2 separate regions of the Homo sapiens genome follow, and region 2 is linked to region 1. Evidence: read pairs that join two places in POLR2A ChIA-PET (ENCODE). Cell type or tissue: Caco-2. All regions are shown on one strand. Each heading gives the region's core, and the rest is flanking DNA. Links, peaks and the distances in the headings are about the cores only.

Evidence for each region. Peaks named below come from ENCODE experiments on the same cell type or tissue, not always from the same donor. Only the 100,000 strongest peaks of a DNase experiment are listed, where the experiment ranks them.
Region 2: POLR2A ChIA-PET joins it to region 1 with 6 read pairs; 1 of 35 experiments calls an interaction of 5 or more read pairs at or near these places.

The regions. Positions count from the first base shown.
Region 1 is chr12:52,949,185-52,960,711 of GRCh38, reverse strand. KRT18 (keratin 18) reads right to left here. Exons shown (of 7, transcript NM_000224.3): 1 at 11,122-11,527; 2 at 10,302-10,384; 3 at 9,806-9,962; 4 at 9,067-9,231; 5 at 8,856-8,981; 6 at 8,370-8,593; 7 at 7,806-7,990. The coding sequence ends at 7,870. It also overlaps a transcript of KRT8 not described here. Among named protein-coding and RNA genes, the nearest start is that of KRT18, 5.8 kb to the right of the region's middle. RefSeq lists cis regulatory regions at 8,496-8,529, 8,387-8,567, silencers at 10,551-10,565, 10,669-10,687, 10,911-10,934 and enhancers at 10,722-10,821, 10,423-11,077, 9,989-11,188, 11,012-11,527. In Caco-2, for the core only: no CTCF peak of the experiment used is centred there; DNase peaks (open chromatin) are centred at 6,311, 6,671, 7,118, 10,821 and 1 weaker place; H3K4me3 peaks cover 3,406 bases.
Region 2 is chr12:53,973,087-53,984,613 of GRCh38, reverse strand. HOXC11 (homeobox C11) reads right to left here and starts at 11,488. Exons shown (of 2, transcript NM_014212.4): 1 at 10,691-11,488; 2 at 6,971-9,433. The coding sequence starts at 11,372. The coding sequence ends at 9,201. It overlaps HOTAIR (HOX transcript antisense RNA), which reads left to right and starts at 9,660. Exons shown (of 7, transcript NR_186241.1): 1 at 9,660-9,716. It overlaps HOXC-AS3 (HOXC cluster antisense RNA 3), which reads left to right. Exons shown (of 3, transcript NR_047506.1): 3 at 460-663. RefSeq lists enhancers at 5,184-5,698, 9,188-9,337, 9,668-10,262. In Caco-2, for the core only: no CTCF peak of the experiment used is centred there; DNase peaks (open chromatin) are centred at 5,503, 6,073 and 9,897; H3K4me3 peaks cover 2,230 bases.

The DNA of each region.
Region 1 (11,527 bases), core at 3,528-11,527:
CAAGGTACGTTGGCAGTCGACCCTTTCCCAATGCCCTGTGGGCCCCAAGGAGACCTAAGGGTACATACAAGGGCAAACCTGAATGTGCAGGTCGGGGGCTGAGAGATGCTGCTCATACACCCAGGACCCATCCTCGCTGCTGATCCCCAAGATATGCCAGGCTAGGTCCCTCATCTCCTTCAGTCTTGGCCCAATGTCACTTCCTGCCCAGGCTGCCCTACTTAAAACTGCAATCTGCTGGCCAGGCGTGGTGGCTCACGCCTATAATCCCAGCACTTTGGGAGGCTGAGGCAGGTGGATCACCTGAGGTTGGGATTTTGACACCAGCCTGATCAACATGGAGAAACCCCCATCTCTACTAAAAATACAAAATTAGCCTGGCATGGTGGCGCATGCCTGTAATCCCAGCTACTCGGGAGGCTGAGACATGAGAATCTCTTGAACCCGGGAGGCGGAGGTTGCAGTGAGCTGAGATTGAGCCATCGCACTCCAGCCTGGGCAACAAGAATGAAACTCCATCTCAAAAGAAAAACAAAAACAAAAAATCCTGCAATCTGCTGCCCCCTTCCTATGGTAGGCTGAATAATGGTCCCCTCCCATCCCAAGATGTCCATATCCTAACCGCCCCTCTTTGCCTGTGAGTTTCCTTACACAGCAACAGGGACCTTGCCATGTAAATCAAAGATCTTAAGTTGGGGAGATTATGCTCATTGTCTGGGTAAATCTAATGTCATCAAAGGATCCTTATAAGAAGGAGGCAGAAGGGTCAGAGAAAGGAGATGTGAGGATAATGGAAGCAGAAGTCAGGAGAGAGGGAAGTGGGGAGAGATTTGAAGATGCTGGCTTTAAAGATGGCAGATGGGACCAAGTCAAGGAATGCAGGTGACCTCTAGAAGCTGGAAAAGTCAAGGAAACCAGTTCCACCTACAACCTGTAGAAGGAAAATAGCTCTGCAGAAGCCCTGATAGGGCTTCTGATATACCAAACGGTAAGATAACAAACTGTAAGATAACGTGTACATTGTTTTTGTTGTTGTTGTTGTTGTTGTTGTTGTTTTTTGAGTCTCGCTCTGTCGCCCAGGCTGGGGTGCAGTGGTGCAATCTCCGCTCACTGCAAGCTCCGCCTCCCAGGTTCACTCCATTCTCCTGCCTCAGCCTCCTGAGTAGCTGGGACTACAGGCGCCCGCCACCACGCCCGGCTAATTTTTTTGTATTTTTAGTAGAGATGGGGTTTCACTGTGTTAGACAGGATGGTCTCGATCTCCTGACCTTGTGATCCTCCCACCTCAGCCTCCCAAAGTGCTGGGATTACAGGCGTGAGCCACCATGCCGATAACATGTATATTGTTTTAAGTCGCTAAGTTTATGGTAATTTGTTAGAGCAGTAATAGGAAACTAATATACTCCTACCCCACCAACTGCTGAGTCCTCATACCTTGCTCTATCTTTTCCCATAACACATACTCTTTCTAACATACTCTGTAATTTACTTGCTAAATTATCGTTTATTATGTCTCCATCTGCTAGAATTTAAACTCCACAAGAACAGGGATTTTTTTGGTCTGTTTTATTCACCACTGTATTCTCTGGACTTAGAACAGGTCTTAGTACACAGTAGGTGCTCAATAAATACTTATCGAATGACTGATTGAAAGAATATGGTGGAGCCAGGCATGGTGCCTCTACTAAAAATACAAAAAATTAGCCAGGCGTAGTGTGCACCTGCAATCCCAGTTACTTGGGAGGCTGAGGCATGAGAATTGGGAGGTGGAGGTTGCAGTGAGCTGAGATCGTGCTATTGTACTCCAGCCTGGGTGACAGAGCAAGACTTGTCTCAAAAAAAAAAAAAAAAAAAAAAAAAAGAAAGAAAAAAGAAATAAAAAAGAGTGGAACAAAGACAGCAGCAACATTTCCTTCCCTGGAATTCTGTAGATTCCTGTACCATTGAAAAGTTAACAATCGGCCGGGCGTGGTGGCTCACGCCTGTAATCCCAGCACTTTGGGAGGCCGAGGCGGGCGGATCACGGTGTCAGGAGATCGAGACCATCCTGGCTAACACAGTGAAGCCCCATCTCTACTAAAAATACAAAAAAATTAGCCGGGCATGGTAGCGGGCGCCTGTAGTCACAGCTACTTGGGAGGCTGAGGCAGGAGACTGGCGTGAACTTGGGAGGCGGAGCTTGCAGTGAGCCGAGATCGCGCCACTGCACTCCAGCCTGGGCGAGAGCGAGACTCCGTCTCAAAAAAAAAAAAAAAAAAAAAAAAAAAAAAAAAGGAAAGTTAACAATCCTTCCCTGCTTTCTTTGTAATTAGTAATAAGTAATTCAGAAGGTATAAAAGGACACACAATGTAAAGTAGTCTTCCTTCCCCCTTGTTTCCCCCCTACCAATTTCTCTCCCCGGAGGCAATCACGAATTCCAATTTCCTGTCTCCTTGTAGAGATGTTTGCATGTACAAGGGTATATACATATGAGTTGCTTTTTTCCCTCAAATGGCACTATATGCCATTCTGTATCTTCCAGTACCATTTATTAATTTTATCATCTGGGTTGGGTTGCACTTTGATAGAGAATGGATAAAATAGGACTGATATAATATGGAACAGATGACTCCATGTTATAACCTTGGGATTGATAATTTTAACCTTTGGTGCTTGGGGGACAAAATAGGCTGCCCCTCAGTCATCTTCCCATGCTGGGGAATGAGTAGGATTGTTCCAGAGGCCTCGGGATTTTCCAGCAGTGCGCTGTTTAAAATAGGCACAGCCAGCCTGGCACAGTGGCTCACACCTGTAATCTCAGCACTTTGGGAGGCCGAGGCGAGCGGATCATGAGGTCAGGAGTTCAAGACCAGCATGACCAACATGGTGAAACCCTGTCCCTACTAAAAATACAAAAATTAGCCAGGCGTGGTGGCGTGCACCTGTAATCCCAGCTACTTGGGAGGCTGAGGCAGGAGAATCACTTGAACCCAGGAGGCGGAGGTTGCAGTGAGCCAAGATCGCACCACTGCATTCCAGCCTGGGTGACAGAGTCTCATAAATAAATAAATAAATAAATAAATCTGACACAACCATAACCTGAATCAGGAAGGAATGTCATGCTGCAAACCCCAGGTACAGCTTGGGTCTGGCCCCCAACCTTGCCTGCCTATTGGAGTCACCTAGGGAGCTTTTCAAACATTTGCCCTGAGTCCTGCCCTCCAAACACCTGAATCAGAATCTCTGGTGCTGGGACCCAGGCCTCAGTATTGTTTGTAAAGCTTCCCGGGGATTCTATTGTGCAGCCCGCACAGTTAAGTTATAGCACACAGAGGAAAGACCTGCGGACTGGGAACCTGGAGATGTGGTTCCTGCTTTAAGCTTCCAGCTCTGTGACCTCAGACAAGTTGCATGATGCCTGTGGACCTCAGTATCCAACTCTCAGAGCCAGAGCCAATAATACCCACAGCCTTGCATACCTCACAGGATTGTAATGAGGATCAAATGCATAAGCACCCTGGGAACTGTGAGACATTGTCTAATGGGAGGGCTAATCGTATCAGGTGCATCGTCTTGGATTACTCTGATCAGCTTGACTCAGCTGCAAGTACTGCTCAGGCTCCCCAGGGACTTCCTGTTTTACCTTCAGTCAGCTGCGCATCCTATAACGTTGGCTGGTGTCTGTTTTTTGCAAAAACAAAGCTACTAAAGATCAAGATGGCCAGGCACGGTGGCTCACACCTATAATCCGAGTACTTTGGGAGGCCGAGGCAGGTGGATCACGAGGTCAGGAGTTCAAGGCCAGCCTGATCAACATGGTGAAAACCCCGTCTCTACTAAAAGATACAAAAAATTAGCTGGGCATGGTGGAGGGTGCCTGTAATCCCAGATACTCAGTAGGCTGAGGCAGGAGAATCGCTTGAACCTGGGAGGCAGAGGTTGGAGTGAGCCAAGATCGTGCCATTGCACTCCAGCCTGAGCGACAGGGTGAGACTCTGTCAAAAAAAAAAAAAAAAGAAAAGAAAAAGCTTTTAGGCTGGGCGTGGTTGCTCATGCCTGTAATCCCAGTACTTTGGGAGGCCAAGGCTGGTGGATTGCCTGAGCTCAGTTCGAGGCCAGCCTTGGCAACACGGTGAAACCCTGTCTCTACTAAAATACTAAAAATTAGCTGGGCATGGTGGCATGCACCTGTAGTCCCAGCTACTCGGGAGGCTGAGCCAGGAGAATTACTTGAACCCAGGAGGGAGAGGTTGCAGTGAGCTGAGATCATAGCACTGTACTCCAGCCTGGGCGACAGAGTGAGATTCTGTCTCAAAAAAAAAAAAAAAAAAAAAAAGATCAAGACATCCATTACTTAAAGACCTAGGTTAGGTTAATTAATTTGTACTCCACGCAGTAGAGTACTAAGCAGCTACTCAAATGAATGGGGCAGGTCTATGTATACTGATTCAGAAAGGTGTCCAAGATGTATTTTCATTTATTTTTATTTTTTGAGACAGAGTCTTGCTCTGTTGCCCAGGCTGGAATGCAGTGGTGGAATCTCGGCTCACTGCAAGCTCCGCCTTCCAGGTTCATTCCATTCTCCTGCTTCAGCCTCCAGAGTAGCTGGGACTACAGGTGCCCGCCACCATGCCCAGCTAATTTTTTTTGCATTTTTAGTAGAGATGGGGTTCCACTGTGTTAGCCAGGATAGTCTCGATCTCCTGATCTCGTGATCTGTCCGCCTCAGCCTCCCAAAGTGCTGGGATTACAGGCATGAGCCACCATGCCCAGCCCCGAGACGTATTGTTAAATGAAGAAAGTAGAATTTAAGAAATCAAAGCCAAGCATGGTGGCTCACGCCTGTAATCCCAGCACTTTGGGAGGCCGAGGCAGGTGGATCACAAGGTCAGGAGTTCGAGACCAGCCTGATCAACATGGTGAAACCCTGTCTCTACTAAAAATACAACAATTAGCCAGGCGTGGTGGTGGGTGCCTGTAATCCCAGCTACTCAGTAGGCTGAGGCAGGAGAATCGCTTGAACCCGGGAAGCAGAGGTGGCAGTGAGCCGTGATGGTGCCACTGCACTCCAGCCTGGGCGACAGAGTGAGACTCTGTCTCAATTAAAAAAAAATAAAAAAAGAAATCAAGATGCAGAGCTGGATAATTTTACATATATAAAACATAATGAAATGTGCTTGTATATGTCTAATTTTAAAAGGTATTTAACAGTGGTTACTTCTAGGGAGTGGAGAGGGGAGATTTTATTTTATTTAGTTTTATTTATTTATTTATTTGAGATGGAGTCTTGTTCTGTCACCCAGGCTGAAGTACAGTGGCGCGATCTTCACTCACTGCAACCTCTGCCTGCTGGGTTCAAGCAAATCTCCTGCCTCAGCCTCCCAAGTAGCTGGGACTACAGGTGTATGCCACTACGCATGGCTATTTTTTTTTTTTTTTTTTTTGAGACAGAGTCTTGCTCTGTTGCCAGGCTGGAGTGCAGTGGCTCGATCTCGTCTCACTGCAACCTCCAACTCCTTGGTTCAAGCGATTCTCCTGCCTCAGTCTCCCAAGTAGATAGGATTACAATCATGCGCCATCACGCCTGGCTAATTTTGTATTTTTAGTAGAGACAGAGTTTCTCCACTCCCAACCTCAGATGATCCACCCACCTTGGCCTCCCAAAGTGCTGGGATTACAGGCATGAGCCACCATGCCCAGCAAGATTTTAAATTTTATTTCATATATATGTGTGTGTGTGTGTATGTGTGTATGTATATATATATATATATGTATGTATATATGTATATATATACATACACACATATACACACACATATATGCACATATGTATATACACATATACACATATATACACATATACTCATATATACACATATACTCATATATACATATATACACACATATATACATACACACACATATATATATTATATATATATATTTTTTTGAGACAGAGTTTCGCTCTTGTTGCCCAGGCTGGAGTGCAATGGCATGATCTCGGCTTATTGCAACCTCCACCTCCTGGGTTCAAGCGATTCTCCTGCCTCAACTTCCCAAGTAGCTGGGATTATAGGCATGTGCCACCACACCCAGCTAATTTTGTATTTTTAGTAGAGACAGGGTTTCACCATGTTGGCCAGGCTGGTCTCGAACTCCTGACCTCAAGTTATCCGCCCGCCTTGGCCTCCCAAAGTGCTGGGATAACAGGCATGAGCCACCACACCCAGCTGCCTGGCTAATTTTTTGTACTTTTAATAGAGACAGAGTTTCACCATGTTAGCCAGGATGGCCTCAATCTCCTGACATTGTGATCTGCCCGCCTCGGCCTCCCAAATTGCTGGGATTACAGGCGTGAGCCACTGTGCCCGGCCAGCTTTTTTTTGTGAAACAGAGTCACACTCTGTTACCTAGGCTGAAATGCAGTGGCATGATCACAGCTTACTGCAACCTTTACTTCCTGGACTCAAGCAATCCTTCCACCTCAGCCTCCTGATTAAGTGGGACTACAGGTACATGTCACCATGCCTGGCTAATTTTTAAATTAAAAAAATTTTTTTTGCCTTAACCCAACATTTTAAAAATTAACCTAGGCCGGGCGTGGTGACTCACACCTGTAATCCAGCATTTTGGGAGGCCGAGGCGGGCGGATCACGAGGTCAGGAGTTCGAGACCAGCCTGGCCAACAAGGTGACACCCCGTCTCTACTAAAAATACAAAAATTAGCCAGGCATGGTGGCGGGCCCCTGAAATCCCAGCTACTCAGGAGGCTGAGGCAGAAGAATCCCTCGAACCCAGGAGGCAGTTGCAGTGAGCCCGGATCGCGCCACTGCACTCCAGCCTGGGTGACAGAGCAAGACTCTGCCTCAAAAAAAAAAAAAAAAAAAAAAAAAATTAACCTAACCTAGGTCTTTGAGTGATGGGTGCCTTGATCTTTAGTAGTTTTGTTTTGGCAAAACTGCTGCAACGAATATCTACATGTAATCATGTTGGGTTAGGGCATTTTCACACAAGTATGAAAACAGCCAAGGAAGACACAAAGTGGCATCCAATCACTCCAAAGGGTACAAGCGGGAGGATCACTTGAGGCCAGGAGTTCCAGACCAGCCTGGGCAATATAGTGAAATCCCAACTCTATGAAAAATTCAAAAATTAGCCGGGTGTGGTGGCACTGCTGGGATTACGGATGTGAGCCACTGTGCCCAGCCTCGGTTAGTTTTAAGATGCCCATCCTTACCTATACGGGTGCTTACTCAGGGGCACCTCTTTCCTAGATGGGAACTTCCATGATCATTTACTCAACTTCTAGCCAGACCTCTAGCACCCTAAAAATCATATCTCCGTTGAGTGAATGAACAGAGTTGAGGGCACCATAGGTTTGGAGGATGAGTATGGCCTGGGGTTGGAGGAAAAAACTGTGGGTGGGAAGCCCTGGGCAGTGGGCCAAGGGCATAAAGCAGCAGGGTAGGGGAGGGCCAGATGTGTCTCCCTGTCTCCTCTGTCCTCTGTCTTTGGCCTAATTTCCTCCTCTGGTTCAGATTTCTGCTAATGATCAGTCAGGGACCTTTTGAACACCAGATCGCTTCAAGGCAAAGATTCCACAATTCCCTTGTAGGGATCCCCACAGCCTGTGACCCATCACATCTACTGCTCCCTCCTCTGTCTCTCAGAAGTGTTTCCAAGAATACAGATCCCTCTTCCTTCTACACCCCAATCTATATGAAACCCTCAGGGGTCAGAGGTGGTTTCTGCTGGATCAGGGATGGGACTGTTGGGTTAGGGCATTTGTGCACAATGAAAACAGCCAAAAGAAGACAAAGTGACATCCAATGAACTCTGAACTTTTTATTGGCCTCCTGCTCCCCAAAGGGTACCCTGCTTCTGCTGGCTTAATGCCTCAGAACTTTGGTGTCATTGGTCTCAGACACCACTTTGCCATCCACTATCCGGCGGGTGGTGGTCTTTTGGATGGTTTGCATGGAGTTGCTGCTGTCCAAGGCATCACCAAGACTGTAACAGAAGACCAAGCCCAAGTTATAAACAGCCCCGTGGAGTAGAAGGGAGACAAGAAAGGTAGAGGGAAAAAGCCTCCTGACCTCTACCTTTATCTCCAAATCACCCTCAGCCTCTTCCTCCAGAAAAGGGAAACTCAAGGCCAAACTTCATTTGCATACTAAGTACAGCTAGGGACAATACTTAGTTTGCTTTCTTCAAGGGGGAGACCTCTGTAACTGTTACTCCCTTGAAGACACAGGAGCACCCACGGAGCAACGGCCCAGTGCTCAGTGGATACCAGTGAACAGACACATGGGGTGCTTCCAAAAGCTCAGACTTTGGGGAGAAGTGATCTCCTGATCCCAGCACGTGTGGGTAGGAGAGCCCCACTCACTTAAAGTCCTCGCCATCTTCCAGCAGGCGGCGGTAGGTGGCGATCTCAGCCTCCAGCTTGACCTTGATGTTCAGCAGGGCCTCATACTCCTGGGCCTGGCGCTGTCCCTCTGCCCGGGTCTGTGCCAGCTCTGACTCAAGGTGCAGCAGGATCCCGTTGAGCTGCTCCATCTGTAGGGCGTAGCGGGCCTCCACCTCCCTCAGGCTGTTCTCCAAGCTGGCCTTCTGCAGGGGCACAGAGAGGAGGGGCAGGGTGAGCCCAGAGTCCCAGGACTGCTCATCCCTTCACTTTTGGAAACTTTTTTGGGCACCTGCTATGTGCCAAGTACTGGGATAAGGGATAGGAGTGGAGGGAAATGCAAAGAGGAAACTGACTCTTTCTGAGCTAAAGGAACTCATGATATGAGGGATAGGATTTGGGTTGAGACAGGGTTGGGTCTGAGGCCAAGTGAAGGAGGAGCTGGGCAGGTGATGTGAAGGCACTCACCAGATTTCTCATGGAGTCCAGGTCGATCTCCAAGGACTGGACTGTACGTCTCAGCTCTGTGAGCGTCGTCTCAGCAGCTCCAACCTCAGCAGACTGTGTGGTGACCACTGTGGTGCTCTCCTCAATCTGCAGGATGGGGACAGTCCATCAGGCCCCTCATTCCGTCTGCCTCCCTCCCACACCTTGGCAGCCATCCCCTCCCCTCACGCACCTGCTGAGACCAGTACTTGTCTAGCTCCTCTCGGTTCTTCCGAGCCAGCTCGTCATATTGGGCCCGGATGTCTGCCATGATCTTGGCGAGGTCCTGAGATTTGGGGGCATCTACCTCCACGGTCAACCCAGAGCTGGCAATCTGGGCTTGTAGGCCTTTTACTTCCTAAAGGTGACAGGGGCAAAAGTGAGGAGGGTTCAGGGTCAGAGCTCCAACAAGGCCTTTCTTCTGTGATTGCCTCTTCTAGGAGGCCTACAGTTGGAGAAGAGACAGGAGGAACCCCTTGGCTTGCACTCAGGGCAATGCCAGTTCTGGCCTTTCTACTCCAGTGGGTAGAAATGCCACCCACTCACTGATGGTTTCTCTGTAACTTCACCCTGTTCCTTTATCCACCCTCCCCTTCACAAACCTGCTCCTTCTACCATCTTTTAGGAAGCGCTGCCAACTCCATCTGCTGTCATTCCTTTATCACCCCCAGCTCCTAGTGTTAGCTGCTTCTACTTCTGTTCTCATCTCATTTTCTAACCCATATCATTTTGACCTGTAATTCAGGTGAGCCAGGGTGTACTCGACCCCCTGAGAATGCTCTTCATCAGAACGGTCTTATTTAAGAAGAGCCCAGGCTGCTATTTCTAAACGTCTTAGCAAGGCTACTTGCAGTTGGTTTGTCTTGTCTATTCTCCGACCCAGACTTCTCTTGGCCCCTCAATCCCTGGCCTGGCCAGTGGCCCCTGCTTGCCTCTTCGTGGTTCTTCTTCATGAAGAGCAGCTCCTCCTTGAGAGCCTCGATCTCTGTCTCCAGCTGCAGTCGTGTGATATTGGTGTCATCAATGACCTTGCGGAGCCCATGGATGTCGTTCTCCACAGACTGGCGCATGGCCAGCTCTGTCTCATACCTATAGGAGTGGAGGTGATCAGAGGGGCCCCTATCTCTGATCCAGAACCTTCTCAACTCATGCCACCTACTAAGAGAAGTTCTGTGCCCATTGCAAACCAGCAACTTGAGTCAGCAATTAGGTGGTAATCCCCTGAGCACCATTCTTGGCACTTGGAGGACAGTATTCTTAAACGGGGTTATACAAATGAACAGTTAAATGAATACACTGATGGACCCTGACTCTCATCCACCCACACCTAACAGGATCCCACTGTGAGCCCCTAACTGACCCAGCCTGGGGAGCAGATCCTTCTTAGCTCCACCCCTGGACCCCCAGCTCTCTAGCCCCCAAACTTACTTGACTCTAAAGTCATCAGCAGCAAGACGGGCATTGTCAATCTGCAGAACGATGCGGGCATTGTCCACAGTATTTGCGAAGATCTGGAGGGATTGTAGAGAGAGGTTGTTCCATGAATAGAAAGCCAGGGATGGGTGGGGTGAGTGTGTAAAAAGTGTTATGTATCCTAGTGAAAACTTCCTGGTCCCAGGAATAGCCAGAGGCTCTCCCTGGACACCTATCCCTTTTCATCTAGCCCCACCCCATTCCCTCCTTTCCTGGATTCCCAGATCCCAGCACTCTGCCCCTCTTGGGAAGCCTCAGCAGGCTGGCTAGCTGGCTGGCCTGCCTGCCCAGAAGTGAGTCGCTACTAACAAGTCCTCTTCCTGGCCCTCTCCTGGCATTTTTTCCCTAGTGCACCTGGTCACTCTGGGCCCCCTACACCCTGGATTGGCTCCTCCCAAAGGAAGGCCTCTTGTTTACTCCTAGATGACTCAGCCTTAGCCACATCCGCTTAACCCTCCAATAGTCCCCATTCCGCCAGAGCCAGTGTCTCCTCCTCTTTACAGGCCTTTCCTTACCTCCCTCCATGCTGTCCACTTCCTCTGTAAAGCTCTCAACCCTGTCCCCTTCCCCCTCTCTCCTGGGAAAGAGCCCTCCCATGCCTAGCTGCTGCTCTTAGGGACCCTGTGGCTAGGTGCGCGGATGGAAATCCAGGTATGCCCAACCCCCTCCCGGTGGAGTAGGGGTTGGGTGGTTATGGAATGACGGAAAGAGGCAAAGGAGTGTATAATTGGAGGGTCAGACAAGGCTGGGAGTTGAGGTCCCTCCTACCCCTTACCTGAGCCCTCAGGTCCTCGATGATCTTGAAGTAATGGCTCCAGTCTCTGACCTGGGGTCCCTTCTTCTCCAAGTGCTCCCGGATTTTGCTCTCCAGCCTCCGGTTCTCGGTCTCCAGGCTCCTCACTCTGTCCAGGTAAGAGGCCAGGCGGTCGTTCAGGCTTTGCATGGTCTCCTTCTCGTTCTGGATGCCTCCCATTCCTGCCAGACCCCCGGCTATCCCGGTGGCCAGGCCCCCGGACCCCATGCCGCCCCTGAAGCTGGTGGAGCGGGACACGGAGATCCGGGAACCAGAGCCCCCAGCGCCTGCATAGACGCTGGCCGCGCTGCTGACCGGCCGGGCGCCGTAGCTGGGCGCCTGGACAGAGCCCAGGGACCGGTAGTTGGTGGAGAAGGTGGAGCGAGTG
Region 2 (11,527 bases), core at 1,929-9,928, 1.0 Mb before region 1:
GGGGGGTTTGGGGGGATCTGATGAGCAGAGAAAGGGGAAAAAAAGTTAAGGAATACCAAACAGGACTAAAGTTTCTGCTCTCCCGCCTCCTCTTTTCCCCGGGCTTGGCCCTCGGGGCTGGAAGCTTGGGGGCCGCGGCGCTGGAGTTGCAAGTTTCCTGTGGGGGTTGACTGGGAATCTCCAGCCTCTAGGGTGGGCCAGGGAGGGGGTCACGGTCACTTCATGGCTGCTCGGAAAAGGAGGTTCCGAATGGACGCGGGGTAGGGGAAAGAGGAAGCCAGAGACCAGAGGCACCCGATCCCCGACCCGAGAGCTGTGGCCTGGGCCTGGCAGGGTGGGCGGCTCCTGGGTCACCATCTCAGGGGCCCACAAGGCTTTGGCCTTGGAGCCGGTTCTGCTGCTTTACTTCAGGCCCTGGCGGTCCTCGCTTTCCGCTTGACCTTGCCCCCGCTAAAACAGGGAATATTCCGGGAAAGAAAGAGGGAACCTGCGGAGCCTCGGTCAGTTTGGAGGAGTCACGTATCACACGGGAAACCAGCACACAAGACGCAACAAAACCCGACCCAGAGAAGCGTCCTTTACAGAGCGCACGGGCTGGGAGCATGTTTGAAAGAAGACAGACCAGTCTATTTTTGTGGTTGTTTTTAAATAAAAGGAAGAAATAAGGGGAACCGTATGTTTCAAACAGTTATTTCCGTTTCTCCATCGCCTTCTTCCAAAGCGAACTAAACTCTCCACCCCTTCCTCAGGAAACGGAATCTGGAGAACAACTTGTCTTTCCTGTCGCCCCACATTTTTCCTTGGACAGAGCCTAGGGTTCAGACTTTCCGAAGGGCTGGAGTTTGGCGGGGAAAGGACTGGAGCCCAGCGCCCTGGAGTGGAGGAGTGAGGAGGCTAGACCGTTTCTAAGGAGGCCCAAGCCCGCTGCGGCTAGAAGACCGCAGAAAGAAATCCGCCGAATTTCCCCATCCAGGGGTGGAGAGAGAAGACGCAGGGGTTCCTGAACCTCCGGAAAACTGGAAGGAAATGTGGAGTGTATGATTTGCTTGCAGGACCGGCCAGGGGAGATTTGAAATGGTTTTGTGTTTTCATATGCAGGGTCACCGTGGCCTCAGCATGGGGGTTATCCAGGGCAAGGTTAGGCTGTTTAGGCCCCAGACTTGGGACAGTCCGGGCAGCAGTCAATCCAGGGAGCCATTTGTCCCACCGCCCATCCCGCGGGAAACGGGCGAGACTTTATGGCCACTCTGTTTGTATTATCTGCATTAGTCTTTCCCCACCAGTTTGATCGAAACCGTTCCCTTTTACGAGGACCCAACGAAAATTTCCCGTCATATTTATCAGCCAGGGATAAAAATTTAGTATGGGAACTGATATTTCCTCATTTATGGGACGATGAAATTAAATACCAAAGCAATTGAGAATTATATGGCTTTGGGGGTTCCCTCCCCCCTCTTTCACGTCTCCTTTATTTTCCTGCCTGGTGTGCTTTTCCCAGGAATTTAGCGTCCCAGTTCCCTACCCTTACCCCCCACTTTGGAGTCTGGTGGGTCCTTTTCCCCACGGCCAAGTGGCCCTTGGCCACCTCAGCCTTTTCTTTTTTTTTTTCTCTGGGTGTTAGTAGCTGGGGGCCAGGACAGTGCTACCCGAGCCTCTGCCCAGGCCAGCCAGGACAGGCTGGGATCAGAGAAAGGTTTCCAGGGAAGAGCCGCAAAGGGTTTGAGCCCAGCCTGGGAGGGGGTGAAGGAGTCGGCAGGAAAGGGTGAAGGAGATAAACTTCAGACAAGCCCCAAGGCGTAGCCTGGGGAACCAGCAGACAGGGAGCAGACCCATCGGCCTCAGGGGTCCCACCACCCAACCTCTTTCCAAGCCCACCTCTCACCTTAGCCAAGGGAGAGGACAGAGTCGCTTCGGAATTATCGCCATCATTAATGAAAATAATACTCCAGGGAGGAGCCTCCCGCCTCGACTCCCACCTCCTCACAAGACAGAATAGTGTTTAAAGTTGAAATAATTAGAAGTATGATAAACACGGCCGATTAATGAAAAAAGAAATCAAATTCATCAGCCTAAGTGGGACCCCCGGTGGGACAAATGTTTGCCTCTAATTACGCAAGATAAACGAAAACCCGGTGCTGCTAAACTAGAGCCCGCTCGGACGCAGACCTGAATAACTTGTTGGGTTTTCACAGACTTTGAGATTCTGCTTCAGTGGAGGTAAAAGGAAGGAAAAAGTGAGTGTTTTATCCTGGCGAAGGGAGCATTTGTGCGGGCCTGGGTCCCAGCCCTGCCCCCTTGGGCTCGGTCTTTCCCGAGGCCACGAGCAAAGGCTGTTTCGGTCCTATTGTCCGGGCCTGGCGTTCAAAGGCATGCGGGCCGCCACAGCGACCCCGCCTGCCGCCACTGCCAGGCACCCACCGCCCTGCCCCACAGGGCCAAGATCCTTCAGCCTGTGCCCTTGGCAACTGGATTAGGATCCAGGGGAGGCCTGTGTTGCTAGAATCACCCACATATGGACTTTTATTAATCCATTTCCCCAACTTTCCGAGGGCGCTGAGACACCTATGCCTATGCCTACGTCTGGGGCTCCCCCCTCTTACCTCAACTTGGGAACATGAAAATCCAGGGGCTGCAAGCCACAGTGGGGCTCAAGCTGTGCATACGACCTGACAAATCCCACCCAGGGCCAATGCCCTGGCCCCTTTCTCCCTTCCCGGGTACCCAGATCCTGGAAAGGCAACAAGGACGGGGCTGGGCCTCCTTCTGTCTGTGGGGCTGTGAGCAATGCAGAGGAGGAGGGTTCAGGAGCTCTGTGAATACTCTGGGAGGATCCAGCGGGTTCCACAGGGCAGCCCAAGGGCTGGGGCGCTAGGGGTCCCCACGTGAAAGCAGAAGAAGGAAAATATGCTCAATGAACAAAAAAGGACCTTTGTTGCTTTCTTGGCTGTAGCCCTCAACACACCCCAGAAGCACCCTGGTTTCTCCAGCAAAAAATTGGAGTTTCCCCAACAGGTTAAGAAAGTCAACTGGGAAATTCTGAAGATGAAGTGAAAAAGGAAGAATGTCTTTCCCTTTTGGGTTAAATAATAAAATAAAAATAAAGTGTGTGTATTGAAATCTTTTTAAGCAAAGAGGAAACAGAATCACACCAGAGATTGCAGGTTTTTTCCTCTTGCTTTGGAGGCCGAGATAAATCCTTCCCTTCCCAAAACTTGAAGAAAAGATTCGCTTTTCTTCTTCACTAGCACCAGGCTCTGCCCCAGCTGAATTGGGAGCAGGGAAATTCCAGGCAAAATTCGGAATGCCCAGAGACCCAGAAAAGAAAAAGATTTTCAAACAGGTACTAGAGGGAGGTAGGAGGCTGAGGACACTTAGCAGGGCCTCTGGTCTACTGTGGACCTCACAGCCCCCCAGGCAGCTCGGCCAGCAGAATCTCTCACGTCTTGACATTGCACACACTTGCACACAGATGCTACGGAGTTCAGCATCTATACACGTGTCTAACTTGCACTTAAATATGTGTACACAGCCACAGATATTCACTTTTACCCAAAGTGCTGTCTAAGATCTCCGAATCCCGAATTCTAATAACCCGCGCCAGTCTGACTGCTTCCTGGCCCTGCCGAAGCTGGCCAGTTATTTAATTTTGTCCCCTGAATTGAAACCAGACCGAAGACACCTCGGAGAGAAGCTTTGGGAGGAGGGTGGGAGGATGTCTTAGGGGCAGGCCCTGCCCCCCACTTTAGTGGTTTGCTTCTAAGTTGCCCCCAGTAAGTCAGGTTTCTAGCTAGAGTCGGGGCTGTGGTTAGGCTGGCTTGCTCCGGAGAAAAACACCGAACCTTTCTTACCGGTTAAGTTCCTTTTCAAAGATCTCTGTTTGCCTTCCTTTCCTTTCTTATTTTTCTTTTTTTTTCTTCTCTTCTTTCTTTCCTTCTTGTTTCATCCTTCTCTTTTCTCTTTATTTGCTTCTTTCTGTTTTTCTTTTTCTTTTTTCTTCCTGTAATTTATTTTTTCCTACTTTTTCCAATCCTTTCTCTTTCTTGTCTTCCTTATTTCTCCCATTTCCTTGTTTCCTTCTTTCTTTATTATACAATTAATTCTTTGCTCTTTTCTCTCTCCAATTATTTCCTTCCCCCTGACTTTCTTTCCTAGCCTTTCTTATTTTTCTCTGGTGTGCTGGGCTTAGTGAGGGGGACAGCACCAGGCTCAGTCGCATGCCTCCCTAGCCCAGCTGCTAAGGCTTGGAGTTGACCTTCTCCCGCCTACAGCCTTAGCTCAGCTCCTCCTCACAAGGCGAAGTGTAGGGCTGCCAGTCATCAGCAGCCAGGCCCCAGCAGTCGCCATTAGAGGGAGGAAAAATAGGATTCTGGGGCACATCCACACTAGTGCTGATGGCTTCTTGAAGTGCTAGGATTCAGGGGTCATGTATTTTCACTTCCATCACCCCAAAGGAGGCTTGTCTACCAGGCCTACCTTTGGAGAAGTCTGTCCCATCTTTGTCCTGACCTCCGGAGCTGAAACATTAAAATGGCCCAAAGTTGAGCCCAGTTGGTGCTCCCAAGGCTGGAGTCAGGGGAAATGAGCGAGTGGGATTTTGTCAGTCCCAGGTTGAGGGGCAGGTCCAGGGGTCATCCGTGGGCAAGGCCATCTCCCACATGGCCGCCTTTGTTCTCTGCTCCTGGACTGCAGCCCTGCTGGGCCCTCTGTCTCCTTTGGTCCTGCAACCACTGCAACCTCTGGGCAGGAGTTTCCTGGTATTTTGGATTCTTTCTTCAAACCCATTGTCGACTTCACAGGCGGCAGGCAGGAAGGCAGGGCTATGTGTGCAGAGACCCTCCCAAATCAGCAGTCTGAGTCAAGGTTATGGGTCTTTGCTTTGTGCAGTGGGTTGGAGGGGTGCGGTGCAGAGAGATGTGTGTGTGTGTGTGTGTGTGTGTGTGTGTGTGTGTGTGTGTGTGGAGAGAGAGGGAGAGAGAGAGAGTAGTGCCTACAGGAGAACAAGAGGGTGTGATGGGGGAAGGTCTTGTCATGCTGATATTGTCCAAACTTTTAGAGTTTGTAAAGGTGCAAGAGCAGAGTGGACAGGACTCTGTCCAAAGAGGCTCCAAAGCTGAGTCCAAGATGGGCTTTAGGAAGGATTGACTCAGATCTTCAAGCCTTTTTGCCTTAGACAGAGAAAGGCAGCTCCATACACTCCCTTCCCTGCACTGCCACCCCTCAGAGCCCCTCTCTCCCCTGCCTTTCAAAGACCTGTGATTTCATCCTATGGCAAGACCAAAACTTACTTTTTTTTTTTTAAGGGATGGGGAATCTTGTAAAATTTTTATGCCAAACAAAGTTATAAAAACTTCCTGGGCGTTGCCTTTTCCAAAGGTTTATATGAATAATAAAGAGTGCAGTCGCGTGCACTGGTTCTGGCGGGCTCTCAGTAGGGAGGGGTTAGCAAACAGCATTATCCAACCCTGGGGCACCAGAAAACCCCAGTAGCTCCCCCCTTCAGGGAATACTGGCCCAGAAACAATTGCCCTACGGATTCCTGAGAGAGGCGGGGAAAGCGAAGGGGTGGTGCCCTTGACTCCCTTGAAGTTCAAAGTTCTTCTTTACTCTTAAGAGAAGAGCCCTTTCTGCTCTCAGCCCACTCGAGAAATTAGCCCAAGGTAGTTTCTCCCCTTCTGGTTGAGAACTGGCTCTAGGTATTCCCAACTCTGTTCACCTTTCAGACACCTGGTTTGCACCTTTTGCTCCCCCAGAACAGGGCTCCCCAATCTTTCCATCTGGGACAACTAGAGCCAGGGAGTTTTCTCTCAGAGGTGCTTGGCAGGGGTTTCGAGTCTTCTTACAAGGGGCCCTTGCATCGCCATTCCTCAGCCACCTAAGAGTCTAAGTGACAAAGAAACCCCAAACTCAAGGCTACTCCTAAACCCATTTCTCATTTCGAGTGCCCTTGATTCCTCCTGCACCCCAAAGCCCATGGTGGAAGGGGGAGGGGCCCAGAGTGCTCTCTCAGCCCACACCACTTAATACCCTTGTAAACTCCCACGTGCACTATAAACTTGGATTTTTACAACCAGCATTCCTCCTTAGCTCCGGGAAACTTTGAACTCGGCCTCAGGTTTATTTACTGGGGCGGGGGGGTGGGGTGGGCGCGGCGGGGAGGAAAGGGGCTGGGGTGCTGGGAGCTGAGAAAGGCTGGAGAAAAGAGGAAAAATGTGGGGCAACGGGCTGAGGAGGTGGGGGTCTGAGTGTGTTGGGAGAGCCAAGACCCTCCACTACAGGTTTGTTTACTATTTAGGGCGGAAGTGGTTTCTAATACAGGCCAGACTGGGTCGTTAAGGTCGAAATGAAACTGGGTTTAGAAACGTGAGGGGGTGCTTTATGGCAGCGTCTAGACGAGGATCTTTTGTTCCCGGGCAGTGCTGCGGCTAGAGGGGATTACCCCAAGAGGTTGAGCCCAGAGTGCCCCTGACCTGCAAGGGGGGTTGGACACCTTGGGAGACGGAAGGTGGGTTTGTTTGGGGGCCAAAAAACCCTTTTTCCTCCTTTTTAGAGGGTCACCAAGGACTGGCAGATTCCTGGCTTGGGTCACAGAAGCCTTTGTTTTTCTTTCATGATGACCTTCTCCTCTCATCCACCAGAACTCTCTTTTGGAGCTGAGGACATTTCTGGGCTCCACATTGCAGAGAAAGTGTTACCTGCGGGTTTTAAATATTTTTCTCCAAAATCAGGCATTTGGAGGCTAATATTTTGCTTTATAAATAGGTTCACCTTATAGAGTTTCCTCTATCCTAATTTCACAGGAAACATCACCAGCAGGCTAATATTTCCTAATGTGGCTAGTGGATAAACATCATACCTAGAGAAGTGTCACACACACATACACACACAAAAATGTACAGAGGCCCCTCAGTTGCATTCCTGCCCACACTCAACAAACACTGCCAATGGTTACACACCACAGAGACACAAGCTCTAGATGTGTATGTGGTCAGGTTTACTCCATGCAACAGACAAAAGCATATAAATAATATTCCTTCTTATGTGCACCCATAGGCACACCGAGTTAAATAAAACGTTTGTGTGTGGGCACATGAGGGAATTGTGGGCTGCATATACACCCTAGTTTGCAAATCTTGTCTCACGACCCGACCCACGTTTACAAATTAGAAATTTAGATACCTAAGCTGCAGGGATTCCTACCATCAAAAATGACAGAACCTAGATTTGATAGTCATGATGCTTTTTCCTTTCATCCAACAGAATTGTATTGACAAAAATATTTTCTTTGAATTATACAAAGACAGAAAGAGGAGGGAAAGATGAGATGAGTTGTCCTGAACCTCTGCCCCCAAATAACGAATTTGAAACAGAGACCAACGAAGTGCCCTCACTGAAAGCACTGCAAGGGCCATGATTATCTTTATACAGAAGAAACATGCAGCAAATATAGATGGGTATGGTGACTGTCCCCGCAGGTCATCTCCATCCCCAGTGCCAACCCCTACAAAACAAACCTCTGGGGCTTTCTACTGTGGGACACCCAATGTATAAACATCAGGGTGGCCCCAGTATAGGCGTCTTGTTGTGTCTGGAAGAGCCTGGCCATTTGTGCCAGAGGGAAAGCAGCCAGGCCCCACCTTCCCACCCCCAGGAGCTGTGGAGAGGAGAGGGAGGGGGCTGGTTTCTCCTTCTGTCCCCTCCTTCCTTAAAAACAGTGTATAAAAATTCCAATACAGATTTCTCCTAGAGAAAAAAAAAAAAAAGCCCTAACCTCCACACTACACATTTAACTGCGACAGACGGAGACATCTGGCAGAAGGGCGGTGGAGCCAAAAAAATTCCTATAAATTTAAATTCGATGATGGTTACAATTAACTCCACAACAAACGTGTACTTAAACAGAAAGCCGTTGCTGGGCGTTTGGACACAGCTCGAGCTGCACGTGAGAAAGGAGAGCTTCAGAGTAGCTATGGAATGTCCTCAGCTTGAGAATGTGAGGAGACTACGGCCATACTCTTGGCCCTGCCAGCGGAGAGGAGCTCCAGGCCGGCTAGCACCGGCCTATCTCACCTCTGCCTGCCTGTCCTCACCCGCTGGGCTCTGCCTGCCTGCCTCCTCCTCCTCCGCCGCTGCCATGGGAGCATGGAGGATTTTAAGAGGAGAGGGGTTAATAAAAGGGTCAAATAAAATCATAATATTGAACAGAATGAAATTTATCTTTATTTGCCACCAAAAAAATTTCACAGCAATCCCTCTGGGAAGGGAGCAGGGTGGGGAGTGCACATGTACACACGCACTCACGCAGAGGAGTAGAGATGCGTGATTTGAATCTCACTGGGGGCGTCCCCCCCTTTCCCTCCAGGTGGAAAGAAACGCTTGGGAAATTTATTTACAAAAATCCAGGCCCCAGCACGGGGGAGGTGCCCAATCCCATCTCCCTACTGCCTCCACCACCCCAATCTTCAATTTTCTTAAAAAAAAAAAAAAAAGAGGTAACGACTGCATAGACTATAGCTATAAATCCATGAAGTGGGGCACTGCTTGGAAAAAGATGTGGAAACCTCAATGCACCGATTAAGAAATTTCAAAGGAAGGTTCTACACATTCAGGGGGAGAACAACTAGGCTCGGGCGGGGCCTTGGCGAAGACGGAGGTAGGACACGGACTTTGCACACCTAACACCAGGTTGAAGGTACAGAAATTTCACAGCAAGGCAGGATCACATTTAGCTGCAAGGTGGGGCGGGGTAGAGGGGGGAGCTCGAGAAGTTTCCGCTGGCAGACATGCTGTCTTAGCGGATCTTTTCACATGGGCAAGGGAAGGCTTTTAGTTCGAGGATTGTTCGGCTCAGGCGCTCACTACTGTCGCCCCTCCCCCACCTAATCCGAGCAGCAAGACATTGTCGCCGAGGTGTGTTTTCTTTTAAATCAAAGTCTTGGCCTCGGCGCCAACGGTGTTCACTCGCCGTGCATCAGACACTTCCCTTCACCCCCTTTCCAGGCCCGGTCCCTGTCCCACAGCGAGAGTCAGATAGAGGGTCCAGGAGGTTCCGGAATGGAGTGCCGGCCACAGCGGTGGGGGCCAGCCCTGGCCACAGTCCAGTTTTCCACCGGCGGAAAGAAGACGAGTTAGAAAATAAAAAATAAAAATAAAATAAAATAATTTTCCCCTCCCCCCGCCCCCAAAAGGGCCCGGTCTGCAGGTTACAGCAGAGGATTTCCCGAGAAATACTGCAGCCGGTCTCTGCTCAGTTTCTTTTCTTTCATCCTTCTGTTCTGAAACCAAATTTTCACTTGTCGGTCCGTCAGGTTCAGCATCCGGGACAGCTGCAGCCGCTTCTCTTTGTTGATATACACGTTGAAGAAAAACTCTCGCTCCAGTTCCCGGATCTGGAATTTCGAATAAGGGCAGCGCTTCTTGCGGGTGCGGGGGGCGTCTGGAGGGAGGGGAGGGGGCAAGTGCGAGGAGAGGGGGGAGAGAGACACGTGAGACCCGGGCGACCCCAGCCCGCTGAGCGCTCAGCGGCCCTTCTCCTAGCCCACCGCGGGCAGCCCTCCCGCCAGGCGGCTGGCTCTCCTGCAGCCGCAGCACCCGGGCAAGCCTCGACCCCCTGCCAGGTCTAGCGGGTCCCCACCCCCCCGCCACTGCGCCACCCCGTCCCCAGTTCTCAGGCGAGAGCCGCGGCTGACAGGGTCTGGGACAGAAGGAAAGCCCTCCAGGTACACGTGCGTCCCCTCGGGCCCCCTGTCTGCTCCCCCTCCGCCCTCGGGCCCTTCCTGGGCCGCCCTCCTAGTGGTTCGGAAAGCCCAACCCCTCCCCCAGAAATCTGGGGGGAAAGCTGAGAACAGGCGCGAAGCAGTGAAATCTGGCGAGAGCAGTCGGGAGGCGGGGAGGAAGCCGGCCAGCAGGCACCGAGACACCAGAGAGCCGCTTCCGGGGCCCTGGCGCCCCGGGAAGCCCGCGGGGCAGCGCCTTCCACACCGCAGTTCTAGGCAAGCACTAAGGCCGCGGACCCGGGAGAAACGCCCAGACCCCCGCCTGGAACGCAGTGGAGTCCTGCGCCGCCTCGCCCCATTCCCCTGTCGCCGCTGACCCCAGAGTTGCTTGGGTTTCTGCTCGAGGACCCGCGAACACATAGTTTGAACATTTTCAAAACTAGTTTTAAGAAGGATCATAGCGGTCCTGGCTTGCCTCTCCGGTCTCAGGTTCTGCTCCATTGCTCCTCTCCCCCACCTCTCCCCCTCTCTGGATCTCTCCCTGTCTTTCCCTCGCCCTCCCCTTTCTCCCCCTCCACCCCTCCCCTCCTCCCCACTCCTCGGCAGCCCGGCTCCCCATACTTCCTTAAATGCTCCTCTAAGTTCACGATCAAAGTTAATATCGCCCGCAATGGTTGCGCTTTTAAAAATTTCACAGACCGAGGGAGATAACGGGGGAGGGGGGTTCACCCGGCTTTTCCAAAGAGCCCTTTTCCCTCCCTCCCCACCCCTTCTCCATCGTAAAAAGTCGAGTCGTTGGGAGAGAGGGCTTTGTAGGTTATAATAAAATCCTTTGAATGCTTATAAAACTCCACATAAAATCGGACTGACCCAAAACACGAGGCCGTCCCCGCTCCCCTTGCCTCCCCCCTTCTCTCGCCCTCCCTCTCTCGCTCCCTCCCTCGCTGCCCGCCCGTTCCCCGGCCGCTGCTACCTACTGGGGGCGGCTCCTTTGGCCGGCTCCTTGGCCACGGAGTGGGCTGAACCGGACGAGCTGGGATTTGTGTTCTCCTCCTCAGCCTCCGCCTCGGCACCCGCCTCAGCCCGGGACGCCAGTCCCGAGGCCGGGGGTGCCTCGGGCTCCCCCTTGGCCTCGCCCTTGCCGGAGCAGGGGGGCTCGGCGGGCGGGTCGCCGCCACCGCAGTAGGCGTTGTCGAAGAAACGGTCGAAGGCTTGAGGCAGGACGCTGTTCTTGTTGACTGAGGAGTAGAAGCCGGCGGGGGTTGCGTGCGGGGCGCTGGGGTGGTGGTGGCCGCCGTAGGAGCCTTCGTTTTTCATGAGGATCTCGGTGACGGTGGAAGGAGGCAGGCACTCCCGGTGCATAAGCTCGTCGGCCGCCGCATAGCAGGAGGAGTAGCTGTTCCGATGGTGCCACTTGCCGGATGGCTCCAGGCCGTAGGAGACCTCCCGGACCGGGGGCACTTGGGCCGAGTAGGGATAGGAGATCTGACGAGAGGGGGCCTGGGGCAGGAAGGAGGAGACCGTGGAGAACTCGGGCATGTAGTAAGTGCAACTGGGCAGATAGAGGTTGGAGGCGCAGCTCCCTCGCTCGCCGAAATCTGCGCCCCTCTCCTTGCGCGACGGAGAGCAGAAGTTGCCCAGGTTGACCGAGTTAAACATCGTTCTCCTCTCCTGCCGGCTCCGGATGGAGGTTTTGGACCCGGTCTAGCGAGGGGGGAAAATTTGGGAAGGCGAGATGACGCGTTATCCGTCTTAGTCTCTCTCTCTCTGAGCACGTGATCCAAAGTAGATATTGTCATATATCAGTTCGGAGC